Linked DNA regions of Homo sapiens: region 1 is linked to region 2. Evidence: chromatin loops called from intact Hi-C (ENCODE). Cell type or tissue: PC-9. All regions are shown on one strand.

Region 1 (2,500 bases), 620 kb after region 2:
TGCTTGCAGCTGTAGCATTTACCCCAAGATAACTTTGCCAGGAAATATCTTGCTTTGATTATTATTTTTGCATTGCTCTAGTATATTGACTTTGGAAACAAAAGACATTATTCTATTTATAGCATTCTGTTTTTAGTAGTGGTATTTCCGTTTACAAAATATAGTAATTCTCAATTGCTGAAAATGTCAAATCCTAGAAGCTAGCATTCCTATGTGTGATGTTAACATAGTTCTCAAAAACAGTTTTTATATTTTATTTTCACATTGAAAATCACTCAGATTTGTTTCAGCCTCAAAGAGCATGTTTATATAAAATTAAATGAATGCAGGCAGCAAGCTACACTTTTTTTTTTTCTAAATGGGAAAAGGGTTAAAAGAATGTTTACATTTGGAAAGTCAATGTAACAATTATGGCATTATAAAGAAAAATTTAGAAAATGTAAAAAAAAAAAAAACCATAAATCACCACCCTAGCACTTTAGTTTTATTTTTGCCTATCACCTTCAAGTTCTTGTCCACACACATTTTTTTGTGTAGGTAGAATAATAATGTATCTTTTTTTGTATCCTGTATTTGACAAAGTGAGCTATTAAAAATTATTTTAAAAGAAGGCAGTTAAAAAATTCAAACAAAAAATGTTCTTTGTCTTTATAATTTTCAACAGCTTTTATGTAAGTTTAAGGAGTTGTGTGAATATTTTGGCGAAGTTGGGGATACATAAAAGCACATTACCTTTTGTTTCTGACCTCTTATGCTAGTCCTTTCATCCTAAGTATTTGTATGGAAAGGATTATTTGCCTGTAAAGTCAAGTCCAGTGGATAATTTGGTTTGAAAGCTCTTGTATAACACAATCATAGACAAAAGATTTGTTTTTCTTTATGAAGTTTGTTAATGCAATGTTTTAGTTGCATTTCTGAAATGAGAAATAAACTAAGAAAGATAGGAATTTGAGGAATAAAAGTTTAGAGTTTCATCAGTATTAAAAAAAACTTCTCTTTAGACAAGACTGAGTAAATGTGTGTGACTACTGCCCTCTTGGGTTGGTATAAGGGACATGTATTTAAAAATAATTTGTGCTGAGATTTATCTTTCTTCTTTCAAAGGTGTTAAAATCATCACACAACAGGTTCAACCAAGTAAAATCTTACCCAAACCAGTGACAGCAACTCTACCCACCAGTAGCAATTCCCCTATTATGGTGGTTAGCAGTAATGGTGCAATTATGACAACTAAACTGGTAACCACTCCTACTGGTAAGTTCTCTTGAGCATCAGTTCATTTATTCATCATACATTCATCAAACAGTTTCTCTGTACCAGCAATATGCTTGACACTTGGGATATAGAGATTAATGGGACAGTTTTTCAAAGAGGCCTTTCTTGATTCTCACACCCCTACTGACTGCCCTGACGTTAACTTTCTTTTGTTATTCTTTCTAATGATCCTTTGTTCTTTTCCTTTATAGCACTTCCCATAATTTCTTAGGTATCTAGTTGTATATTGATTTGTTTGATATTGTTCCTTTTATTGGACCATAAGCTCTGTGAGCGTAAGGGACCATATCCTTTTTATTTACCACATATATAGAGCTAGTCTGTAAGTAGGTGCTCAGTCAGGATTTGCTGAATGAATTAAAACAGTCCCAACCCACAAGGATTTCACTCTGATGAAGTTGAGAAGAGTATATGTTACATTACAGTTTAGTAAGCGTTACTGAGACTGAGGGAAGCACAGAATGGTATTGTGCCCTGATAGGCAAGCAACCAGCATATGCTGGAGGAAGTGACAGTGTTGAACATTTTGGATAGTAACACTATCTAAAATGTGACCTTGAGCAGATTACTTAATCTCTCTAAATGTTTTTCTTTGTTTATTTGTTTTTGTTTTTTTCCTTGTTTATTTAAATGGGATAATAATACCTATGCCATAACGTTATTATAAGTACTAAATGAAATCAGGTATGTAGAAAGTCCCCGGCATAGTGCTCAATAGTTGTCACTATTAATATTATAATTAGCCATTACCGTTATTTTAAATGTATGACTCTTTAACCAAACTTTTTGAGGATGGCTAGTATTTAGATGACAGAATTTAAATAGTGTAAAATGATACCTGTCTCAAGCTTATAAGCTGTCATTTATTGGCCAGTGTGTAAAGGTCATTACAGACATTGCACTTCATATCCTTTAGGCTTTATTATCTCCATTTTCAGCAACTTCCCCAAGGTCATGTAGCCAAAAAGAGGCAGAACTGGGGATTGAACCAGTTTGACTCCAAAACCTGTGCTTTCTTTTGTTTTTTAAATTGCAGTAAAATATATATAACATGAAATTTACCATTTTCAAATATATAGTTCATTGGCCTTAAGTACATTCACATTGTTGTATAACCATCAACACCATCTATCTCCAAAACGTTTTCATCTTCCGAAACTGAAACTCTGTGTTCATTCAACAATAATGCTTCATTTCCCCACTTTCTGAAGTCCCTGGCATCACC
Region 2 (2,500 bases):
ATTAAACTAGGTACTGTGGGATACAAAAGTATAAGACATGGATTCAAAATTTATTTTCTTTGTTGAGGAGATAAGACAGTATATATTCCAGAAGACATGCAGTTTACAAATGAGTTTAGTTTGAAAAATTGTTTTTGGTGTCATTTGTTTGCATCTTGCAGATAATGCAGGTAAGTTATAGCAGAACCTTAAATAATTTGAAGAGCACTTCAGGAAGAGGTTTTAATGTTTGGTGACTATTGGGAAGCAAAGAGGAGCTTTGTTATACCTTGAAGTTGGTGTGGAGGTTGGTGAATAAGGCTGGGTGACCTTTAGAGATTTCTACAGGGGTTTTCTAGGTGGGTTTAACCGCTATGATGGTGATTAGGGGAGGATGATAAATAAAAAGCTGTTGAGTCAGTAAGCTGGAAATCTTTCAGATCCCTATTCAGGATTTTGCCTTTAATGTATACAGGTAAGATTATCTTTGCCTTTATTTCATTTTGGTGACCACTCGTCTTTTGTGGGACTGCTGACAGCTGCTTTTTATGAATGCACAGTCCTAGTCGTTAGGAATATGGATATTGGAGTCAGATTGATATAAGTTTAATTATAGGCACTCCTGACAACTATTACTCCAGTAAATGGAAACTTCTACTCACTAGGCTCTAAATCCTATGATAAGAGGAATTACATCTCTAATGCTTACCATTGTATTAACACTATATCTCTAGCACAGTGCCTGGTATGTAGTAGGCTCTCAGTAAAACTTTGTTAGTGAATGAAGGTGAATGCTTGCTGTGTTTAGGGCTATCACAGCAATCATTGAGAATAAAAATCTTGAGTAGATGATATTTGTTCCACCCTGGGTTACCTCCAGCCTCAACTTTTGGTATTTATTTTTATGTAACTCATATTGGCATAATTACTCCAACTTTTGTGCTATTGATAAGGTGCAAAAGCATTAGACCAGTTGTTATAAGGCTGGAGTGAAATTACTTATAGACAAATCTCTAAAGATTAAAGAGCTGTGAAGGTAAGTATATAGATACATAGAGATACAAGTAAGAATTTCATTTTTCTGACTAGAAGCTACAGCGGTAATATCTTTAGAGTCCAGTAGATGGCAATACTTTCTCACTTTAATGGAAAAAATTAGAGCAGGCATAGAATCCAAGTCAAAAGGAGCAAATCTTTGTGGATGAAAGAAACCCAAGATATTGAAATAGCAATTTGGTGATGAATTTCACAAAAATAACCATATAACTTGATCGTCTCGAGTACATAGGCTGAGATTGAAGATTTAGGTATAAAAAGTTTCAGGATCTGTTTTGAAAGCCTGAACAAATGAAAACTCCTTATTTTATATTTTTCAATTTGTTCTGGTACTGTGTTGCTTAGCAAATCACTTAACTTCTCTCAGTTTTAGGTTCCTCATCTCAAAAGTAAGAAAATCCTAATTAGCTGGATAACACCGCAGGGAATATTAGTTATCTAGCCCAACACTCTTATTTTGTAGATGGAAAAACTGACGTTCAGGGGGCTCATGATTTATTGAACTTGACATGGCAAGTTAGCTCTATGCTACAGATGATAACTTAGACATAGCTATAATTTATTTTATTTATTATTATTATTTTTGAGATGGCATCTCATTCTGTCACCCAGGCTGGAGTGCAGTGGCATGATCTCGGCTCACTGCAACCTCTGCCTCCCAGGTTCAATCGGTTACCTGCTTCAGCCTCCCGAGTAGCTGGGATTATAGGCATCCGCCACCACACCCAGCTAATTTTTGTATTTTTAGTAGAGATGGGGTTTCACCATGTTGTCCAGGCTGGTCTCGAACTCCTGACCTCAAGTGATCTGCCCACCTCGGCTTCCCAAAGTGCTGGGATTACAGGCATGAGCTACCAGCTGCTATAATTTATTTATCTCTATATATCTATATACTTACCTTCATAGCTCTTTAATTTTTTTTTTTTTTTTTTGGACAAGTCTCGTTCTGTCACCCAGGCTGGAGTGCAGTGGCGCGATCTCGGCTCACTGCAAGCTCCGCCTCCTGGGTTCAAGCAATTCTCTCTCTCAGCCTCCCGAGTGGCTGGGATTACAGGGGCCTGCCACCACGCCCGGCTAATTTTTTTGTGTTTTTAGTAGAGATGGGGTTTCAGCATCTTGTCCAGGCTGGTCTTGAACTCCTGACCTCGTGATCCACCCGCCTCGGCCTCCCAAAGTGCTGGGATTACAGGCGTGAGCCACTGCGCCTGGCCCATAGCTCTTTAATCTTTAGAGTTTTGTCTGTAATTCATTTATTCCAGCCTTATAACAACCTTAGAGGAAGGTAGGGCCAATTTATCATTATTTGCTTAAAAGAAATTGAGTCACAGAGGGGCAAAGTGACTTCCTTTCATTCCGTGACTTAATCATTTCTGTACAATGAATTGCCCCTTTCTCTTTGCTCCTGAAGCCCTTTTGACATACCTCTGTTAGTAGCTCTTGAGTTTATTGTAGTTTTTTGAATTGT

The links. Hi-C counts contacts between places; a loop is a spot of excess contacts. Peaks named below come from ENCODE experiments on the same cell type or tissue, not always from the same donor. Only the 100,000 strongest peaks of a DNase experiment are listed, where the experiment ranks them.
Region 1: it touches region 2 in a loop (32-fold over the local background); 6 of 110 quality-filtered maps call a loop at or near these places.

What each region holds. Positions count from the first base shown.
Region 1 is chr11:76,512,282-76,514,781 of GRCh38, forward strand. It overlaps EMSY (EMSY transcriptional repressor, BRCA2 interacting), which reads left to right. Exons shown (of 22, transcript NM_001300942.2): 11 at 1,105-1,254. Among named protein-coding and RNA genes, the nearest start is that of EMSY, 69 kb to the left of the region's middle. In PC-9, CTCF peaks have their summits at 1,052 and 1,251; no DNase peak of the experiment used is centred here; H3K27ac peaks cover 416 bases.
Region 2 is chr11:75,895,923-75,898,422 of GRCh38, forward strand. The region is part of intron 5 of UVRAG (UV radiation resistance associated); the gene reads left to right. Among named protein-coding and RNA genes, the nearest start is that of UVRAG, 82 kb to the left of the region's middle. In PC-9, CTCF peaks have their summits at 1,108 (motif pointing right) and 1,311; a DNase peak (open chromatin) is centred at 1,119.